Regions from separate parts of the Homo sapiens genome. Here region 1 is linked to region 2. Evidence: read pairs that join two places in POLR2A ChIA-PET (ENCODE). Cell type or tissue: CD4-positive, alpha-beta T cell. All regions are shown on one strand. Each heading gives the region's core, and the rest is flanking DNA. Links, peaks and the distances in the headings are about the cores only. Region 1 overlaps TMEM63A (transmembrane protein 63A). Region 2 overlaps LBR (lamin B receptor).

Evidence for each region. Peaks named below come from ENCODE experiments on the same cell type or tissue, not always from the same donor. Only the 100,000 strongest peaks of a DNase experiment are listed, where the experiment ranks them.
Region 1: POLR2A ChIA-PET joins it to region 2 with 6 read pairs; 10 of 35 experiments call an interaction of 5 or more read pairs at or near these places.

What each region holds. Positions count from the first base shown.
Region 1 is chr1:225,875,390-225,879,774 of GRCh38, reverse strand. TMEM63A (transmembrane protein 63A) reads left to right here. Exons shown (of 25, transcript NM_014698.3): 2 at 365-555; 3 at 2,181-2,380. The coding sequence starts at 2,195. Among named protein-coding and RNA genes, the nearest start is that of TMEM63A, 4.8 kb to the left of the region's middle. In CD4-positive, alpha-beta T cell, for the core only: no CTCF peak of the experiment used is centred there; DNase peaks (open chromatin) are centred at 624, 1,914 and 4,129; H3K4me3 peaks cover 634 bases; H3K27ac peaks cover 1,851 bases.
Region 2 is chr1:225,411,297-225,415,681 of GRCh38, reverse strand. LBR (lamin B receptor) reads left to right here. Exons shown (of 14, transcript NM_002296.4): 7 at 350-404; 8 at 3,037-3,228; 9 at 4,242-4,345. Among named protein-coding and RNA genes, the nearest start is that of LBR, 15 kb to the left of the region's middle. RefSeq lists an enhancer at 1,062-1,231. In CD4-positive, alpha-beta T cell, for the core only: no CTCF peak of the experiment used is centred there; no DNase peak of the experiment used is centred there.

The sequences.
Region 1 (4,385 bases), core at 214-4,213, 460 kb before region 2:
CAGGTGAAGTCCTTTGCTTGGGGCCCTACCGTGAGCCCACAACCTCCAGGGTTTCTGTGGGAGAGGGCTGCTCCCCTAGACCCAGCAGGTCCCTGAGCCATTGGCAAAGAGGAGAGAGGCTGGGGCCACAGGTGGTGCTGGCCGAGGAAGGAGGAGTAGGGTCGCACAGAGGAGCACTGATGGATGGAGAACCAGTTCTGGGAGTTTGGGGAGAGATCAAGGCAGGAGGGAGCCCACTGGGCAGAACCTAAAGGTCCATATGGGCAGCATGCATACACAGGTGTGTGCTGGAGGGTTTCCATCCAGACCCCTACACTGGAAAAGGGTGGCTCCCATGTGATGCTTGGTGTCTGTGATCCTTCAGGAAAGTCTACAGTTTGGTACCCCAGGACTCGCTGGTCAGGAAAGCCCTGCAGGACATGAGTGTTAGGCCCGACGCCTGGCCCTTGGCAGCTTGGGAGGTGGCTGGGGCTGCTTTTGCCTTTGCCAGAGACAGCTCCAACTGAGGACCTCTCCAACGGGCCCATCCACAGTCCTTCCTTCCCCTAGTGTCTGGTAAGTGTGGGGACAGGAAGGAGGAGGGGTAGGTGGTGGCCTTGAAGTGTTGGGCTGGTGTGTTCCATTGGGTGGTGCCACTGGGGGATTTTAAAGGGAAGCCAAGAACATCTGTGTTCCAGAGGTCACTCTTGTGACACTCTGTTCAGAGTCAGCAGCCCCATGACTCTGGCATCACAACCCCCACTACCTCCAGCCATTGCCAAGTCTCTTAGAAGGTTGAGAAAGTCACTTGGCTGTCTGTGGGATGCTCCCATGTTCTTGGGCTTTCCACTCATTCATGCTTCCTGTGCTTCGTGTGTGTGTGTGTGTGTGTGTGTGTGTGTGTGTGTGTAGGTAGGTAGGTAGGTAGGTAGGTGTCCATGTGTGATTGTCCCCAGCACTCTAGGCCTAGGGGTTACCCAACATACACACCTCACCAGCACTACTGGTATCCAAACATCTGTTTGGGTTCTCTATATCTTTTCTTCTTGTTCTCAAGATCTTTGTCCCTGTAACAGCTAGAAGCACCAGACTTAGCAGAAAAATCCCCTGGGAATTCTAGATTTACCAGATTTGGGCAGGTAGGATCTTAAGCAAGTCCAGGCTGAATATGTGTTCTGGCCCTTCAGCCACAGCATGAGAACTTGGACACTAACTCCCGGTCCTCTGGTGTCAGGGGACAGACACTGGAGATTTCTATTAGCTTCACCAGGGGCGCCAGGAGCCTCAGGAAGGAAAGGTCAACAACCCAGCCTGGAGCAGTGTTTGCTTTGGAAATGCTGGGCCTTGCAGTTAGACTGATGGTACCCAGGAGGGGTATGTGTGTGTGAAAGCGCAGAGCTAGGGGACCCAGAGGTCCCTGAGGAGGCCCTGGGACTCCTGACTCCCTCCCCGTCCCTACCCTAGACCACCCCCTTTACTTTCTCCTCTGTGGCAAAGTAAAAAGAGAAGTGGCATCTGAGAGTCAGGATATTGGGTTTGGGATTCAATTCTGCCCTGACCAGCTCCTTAACCTTAACTTTGGGGCAAGTTATTAAACCTCTGAGGCTTGGTTTCCAAGTATAGCAGATGGACCCATCTCTGAGGTCCCAGCTCTGACATTCTGTGAGCAGTGGGAGTGAGGTGTTGTCTGTGGCTCGTGGATGGACCATCGTGAATACTTGGATGTTCCCTTCTTCCCTGGTTGTTTATCCCGGTGTTTTCCTCTTCCTGCCTTTGTGTGCCTTTCTCCCTCTCCTCTGCCTGTACTCTAGATCCGCCAGTGGCTTCTGCAGGAGTGACTTTCCCAACACGAGTCCTCGAGGCTAGAGGAACTTTAGGACTTCTTAAGACAGCAGCTGCAGCAACTCTGTCCCTCCTTTGCTCCATGTCGCCCCCTCTGGGGATCTGCCCACTGTGTCCTGGATGAGCCATCCACTCTGACCATCTGATCCCCTGAGATTGTCCCACAATGCAGCCATTCTCTGTGGACACTGCCAGGCACGCAGAGGTCCAATGTCTGGCTCTCCCGGACTCCTTGCTGCTGGCTCACTGCCCGATCAGTCCCTGGGAAACGCCTGCCTTTGGCTCTGCCAGCACTGGTGGGAACCTGCAAGAAATTTGAGCCCTGAACGTCTGCCTTGTCCTGTTGTCCTGTGCTCCAGGGAAGACAGGCGCGATGATGGACTCCCCGTTCCTGGAGCTGTGGCAGTCCAAGGCAGTGTCCATCAGGGAGCAGCTGGGACTCGGGGACCGGCCCAACGACTCCTATTGCTACAACTCGGCCAAAAACAGCACCGTGCTCCAGGGGGTCACCTTTGGTGGCATCCCCACTGTCCTGCTCATAGACGTCAGCTGCTTCCTGGTGAGAGCCCTCATGAGTCGTGTCCCACTGCCTCAGTTATTTGTTTAAATGCCCCACCCAGGGCCTTCTGGGAAACTTAGATGAGAAGTCAGACATAGCTGGGTTTAAATCTCAACTCTGCTGCTTACCAGCTCTGTGACTTAGGCGTGTTACTTAGCTTCTGTGCACCTCCCCTTTCTGCTCCGGAAATGGAGATCATAATTCCTATCTCAGAGAATTTTGGAATTTGGATAAGGCCAGAATACTCATATAGCTATGCCTGTGATTACTACCGTGATTGCAGAGCTCTCAGCCTGTCGTATCTTTAAGGCCCTTGGGAAGGGTCATCTCAAGGGGTTGAGACATGTGACTGGAGAGTACGGACTAGAATAGAGCAGCTGCAGTTCCCAAGTGTCACCTCCTGTTCCCCTCTGGCATCCCTGGGGTTTTTAAAGAATCAGAAGCTGGGCCAGGTACGGTGGCTCATGCCTGTAATCTCAGCACTTTGGGAGGCTGAGGCGAGTAGATTGCCTGAGGTCAGGAGTTCGAGACCAGCCTGGCTAACATGGTGAAACCCTGTCTCTACTAAAAATACAAAAAATTAGCCGGGTGTGGTGGTCGGCGCCTGTAATCCCGGCTACTCTGGAGGCCGAGGCAGGAGAATTGCTTGAACCTGGGAGGCAGAGTTGCAATGAGCCGAGATCACGCCACTGCACTCCAGCCTGTGCAACAAGAGCGAGACGCTGTCTCAAAAAAAACCAAAAAAACAAAAAAAAGAATTAGAAGCTGATTCTTAGAGCGTACCTTCAGCAGGTGGCCTTTCTTTAACGTAGATCTCCTTGTTCACAAAGATGCCCCATGGCATTGTTCTTCCTTATGCAGACTCAACGTTGGCTGGCTGAGATTTATTGGGGTTAAAGTGCCCCTTCTTTTCACAAATGCCATGGGCTGGCCAGTGCCTCTTGATACTGTCTCCTAACATGTGGCAGAGACCATCTGAGTGAAGGGGGCAGATGGCTCTGATGGAGTAAACATCCTTGGACTGCTTGGAGCTGGAGACTAGGCTCGGGTGGGGAACATGGGGAGGGTGGCTTAGGGTAGCAAGGAGGAGTGGGCAGGGGTGTGGGGGTGGATTTCAGAATTGGTGGGATTAGAGGAGGGTGGCCTTGGGTCTTCAGGGTGGGGAGAGTTTGGCCAAGGTGAGGAGTACAGAGAGGGGGACCTGGGCAGGGACCCTAGCTGGGCTGGGTGGGTATTGTTGCAACAGTGTTGGCTGAGAAGAGAGTCACCCTCTATTGTGCTGCTGAAGGTGAATTTTTTTTTTTTTTTTTTTTTTTTTTTTTTTTTTTTTTGAGACAAGGTCTCACTGTCACCCAGGCTGAAGTACAGTGGCATAATCACAATTCACTGCGACTTCCTCCTCCTGGGCTCAAGCAATCCTCCCACCTCAGCCTCCTGCATAGCTGGGACTACAAGCACATGCCACCGTGTCTGGGTTATTTTTGTATTTTTGGTAGAGATGGGATTTCACACCATGTTGCCTAGGCTGGTCTCAAACTCCTGAGCTCAAGCGATTCACCAGCCTTGGCCTCCCAAAGTGCTGGGATTACAGGAGTGAGCCATGGTGCCCGGCCAGGGGTGGATTTTTATTGCAGTAAGTTTTGGGGGTGGGGGAGGGGGGACACATAAGAGCCAGAGGGCCCTGGAGAGCATGGGTTTGTGGGAAGTGTCTGCACTGCACAGGCCAGGGCGGCAGCCGCTGTGGACAGAGAGGGCAGGCACCTGCTGAGCAGGTTTCGTGGTTTTCCTACAACATGACTCACCTGCCTTTGAAAATATGTCACCAACTTCCTGATTCACCTGAAGAAAATTCCACGAGAACTCAGTGCCTCTGGGGTTCAGGTCTTCTGGATTTCCTTTAGGAAAACAAAGCCTACCTTCAAAACCCCCGTTTCTGATCAGAGCAGGCAGGGATGTGCTTACTAAGATGTATTTCTCTACCTCCCTGAACCTCAAAGAGAGGGAC
Region 2 (4,385 bases), core at 207-4,206:
TTGAGCTAGGGATCCACTAGATATAAAGGTATTTAAGCACATTTAGTCTTGAGGTGGTGGTACACAGGAGTGTGGCAGGGAGCGTGGCTGTTGCAGTTGCTTGGTCCTACACTAGGAAGTCATTACTGAATTTGTATTTAAGATAAATTCCTGAAGGTGGAATTGCGTCATTAAAGGGCTTGCCACTAGGGTTTTTGAAACATATTACTAAATTTCCATGTTACAAGATATCTTCCTTCTTGGGCGTGTTGAAAATTAAGTGATACTAGAATATATATATGTGTGTGTGTATATATGTATATATGATGGTGATGTGCTTAGTAAATTTGTAAATTTTTTTTCTTTTAAGGTTGTAGAAGGAACGCCTCTTATTGATGGAAGAAGACTCAAGTATAGATTAAATGGTGATTTTCTTTTTTTAAGACTCAAATTGATGATTTGATAGCTTAAACTTCTAAGTGTTAAACTCTTTGTTAAAGCTGATTAGACCAGAGTAGTAAGTGATAAATTATTTCTTAGTAGTTGGAAGAGCAACTGTTTATACCTGTAGCCAACTTGTATAAATTATGCCATTAAAGTAACATAGCCTCTTAGTCACTCTTGTCCACTCTCCAGTTTTATTTTCTTAATAGTGCTCATCACTGTTAGAAATCATTGCACTTGTCTAGGATTTTATCACCTGAGGTGTTACACGGATGTGGGCATCCAGGCCACTCCTGCTGCGTGAGCTGCTCTTGTCCTTGCTCATGTCCTCTGGGTTGTCCCTTGAATATTCGTCACACACACTTCCTGGGCCTTTGCCTGGAGAACTTACCCCCAAACGTCTGACACCTGCATCTTCACCTCCATCTGTCTTCTGCTGAGAGAAGCCTTCAGGTCCCTTTCTCTCCCCTGCTCTGTTTTGTTTTTCTGTCTGACATTTGTGCCTCCACACATCAGTGTATTTGTCTCTTCATTAGGGTCTCTCCACTAGAATGTGGCTTCATGGGCTAGGACTTGGCTATGTTCATTGTGACACTCTTGGTGCTAGGAAGATGGGCATGTAGTGGGTGCTCATTCATATGTGAGTGCTGGATGGATGAGTTGTGAGCTTGCTGGGCAGCTCAATAAATGGATAGACCTTGCTCCCTGTGGGTCCGGCATCTCGCACTGTAAGAGCATGTGCTGAGTGCTTCAGTCCAGCTTTGTCATTTGAAGACTTTGGCAAAGTACAGATCTATTTTGTAGTCATCCTTGAATGATTTTCCATTTGACAAGACGGAGTAGAGTGTTTTCCTTTTCTTGAGAATTACATTATGTATTGTAATGGTTGAACTTTTTATCCTTTCAATTCTTCATTTTTTAACTTTGGATACTTTGTTTAGAGACTTACGCAGCATCTACTCTGTCTGCAGTCACTCCACTGGGTTCTAAAGGGGAAGCCAAAGATAGTTTAGACACCTTCTGCCTTTTAGTGCCAGTCATGTGATAAAACGTCTCCCCCAGCTCCAGAGTCTGACCCCTGGTGGGTGCTTAATACTTATCATTGGTATTGTTAGACTTTTTGTTGCTTTTACCAAATTCTTTGCTGATGGAGCAAGTTTTAGAACCTTTGGCACCCTCCCTCCCTCTGGTGGTTCACTTACCACACCAGGGAAGGTGAGTCTGGGGTGAGGTGGGTTGTTGACTTTGCCGCCAGGTCCTTTGATTTCAGTGTTTTGTGTGTTTCTCTGTAGGTACCAATTCTTTTCTAAGTAGTCTTGTGTTATATTTTCACTTCCCTCTGAGGGGTGTGGTACATTCAGAGACTGAGCACAGCACTTGGACATGGAGCTCTTGGAGCCAGTGGGGGAGTGGCTGGCCAAGTTGCTTGATCCTTTTTAAAAATTTCCTCATCTAATTACTCTGGTTCAAGTATTGAGATTTCTTTTCGAGATTTTACGATTATTAACTAAGGAGGTTCCTAAGACATTTTGGATGATTATTTTTAATCCACATAGGCTAGAGAGCAAAAGACTGCTTTATCTAACCATTCTTTTTTAAAATTACATTTTATGAAAGGTAAATGAATATTTTCAAAAGTCAGAATTTAGAAGTTATTGTTTGGAGTATTTGTGGAAAATGTGGATTCAGATAATTTGAGACAACTATTTTACTTTACAAAAGGTTTGGTTTTAGAATTCTCATATAAATAACAGCTACCTCTTTTTTGCTTTTGACCGTTTATCCAAATGGATTTGATGACTTTTTAGGATCACAGCTCTTTGAGGCACTCAGCTCCTTTGAAAGCAAAACTATTTCTTTAGCCAAAAGAAAAAAATTGGATCTTCCAGTGAGCCTTTCTGTGTGGCTGCAGGACTAGCCCGGAACGAGAGTTCTGTGGAGCGTCACAGGGCGGGTGCTTTTTAACTTGGCATTGCACGTGAATGTCCCCGCCTGCTGTCCCTACCCCCCAGGTACTCGCAGTCCCCTGCCTAGCCTCGGGCATTTGTGTTGTGGCATCTTTTCTGCGGGTGGCATGTTAAGATCTCTGTTCTGGATGATAGAGTTTTACTAGAATCTTTTGAAACCATTATTGGCAACTTGGTTAAGTATAAATATTTATAATTTTGTAACTACCAACCTGGCTCGGTGCCTGACCCCTGGTAGGTGCATAATACCCTCCCCTTAGGTAATGGCATTAGACTTTAAAATATGTGTTTGGCCCAGCTCTGTTAATAATTAGCCATTTGACTTTGTGCCTGAGAGTTTGGATTGTGGGAATTTTCAGGTTGCACTTCTTGTCTGTTTTCCCTTAATTAAAAGCAAATAATGACCATTTGAACTGAAAAAGAATCAATATGTTAAACTATTTGGAAAGTTCTACAAGAGATAATGGTATGTATATTGAAAATTATACCTCAGACATTGCTTATTTGCATATTTGTGTGTATTTAGTCTGAATAATGAAATTAAGACTTTAAAAATGAACATTGCATTGTTTCATAGTGGCGTAAGTTTCATGTGAGCCTTGGGTTAATATTAATTTTCCACTTCCTTTTTTTTTTTTTTTTAAAGGATTCTATGCTTTTATCCTGACATCTGCAGTCATCGGAACATCTCTCTTCCAGGGCGTAGAGTTTCATTACGTGTACAGTCATTTTCTTCAGTTTGCACTTGCGGCCACTGTTTTTTGTGTGGTCTTGAGTGTGTATCTCTACATGCGCTCTTTGAAAGCGCCCCGGAATGACCTGTCGCCTGCCAGCTCTGGTGAGCAGTGATGAATTGCATGTTGGATGAATGCGTCCCAGAGCCCTCCAGCAGCCATTTCCAGATTTGAATAGATTGCTTTTTTTCTAACTTCATTTTTGGGAAATGAAGAGAAGTAAGAAAAAATGAAAAGATGAAGAAAAACGTTAAAGAGATATGAATTTAAAGGAAGAAAATATTTTTGTTTTACCTTCATACTTTCTTACTCATTTCTTTTTTTTGCAGTTGCTTGATGACAGTAAGACGTTTAGTAAACTTACAGGCATTTTGACTTATGACAAATATTATTTCTTTGTCCAAAATAGTAAACACTCTTTAAAAAACAAAAAACAACAGAGGTTACTGGCCGGGTGAGGTGGCTCATGCCTGTAATCCCAGCACTTCGGGAGGCCAAGGCGGGTGGATCACCTGAGGTCAGGAGTTTGAGACCAGCCTGGCCAATATGGTGAAACCCCATCTCTACTAAAAATACAAAAATCAGCTGGGCGTGGTGGTGCACACCTATAATCCCATCTACTCGGGAGGCTGAGGCAAGAGAATCGCTTGAGCGTGGGAGGCGGAGGTTGCAGTGAGCCGAGACTGTGCCACTGCACTGTAGCCTGGGCCACAGAGCGAGGCTCCATCTCAAAACAAAACAAACAAAAAACAAGAGAAACGAGAGGTTACAAATTGGTTGATGCTGACCTGAAGTATTTCAATATAAAAAAATGTCGCCTATCTAAAAAAAATGGAGTGTAAAGTCCTTTGGGGGGGCCCCCATGATTTTGGTTAACTTTTTTAAGAAACCTGGGCCCCCGGCTCCCCCAAAGGCTGGAGCAACTGCCTTTTCAGTCGGGCAGGCATCTCCTGGTTCCGCTCGTCTGTGCCGTCCTGTCTGCCTCTCACCACCAGAGCCCTGCTCAGGGTCTTGCAGGCAGTGGAATTGTGAGCCTGGATAGTGGGCGGCAGTGCCGTTGTAAAGCCTCCTGACTGGGTTTGGAATGCTGTTTGGGTAAACACTTTTCCTTTCTCAGGAAATGCTGTCTATGATTTCTTCATTGGCCGTGAATTAAACCCTCGAATTGGTACTTTTGATCTCAAATACTTTTGTGAATTGCGCCCCGGATTGATTGGATGGGTATGTCTGGTTTTTTTTCTTCTAAATTTCAATTCAATAG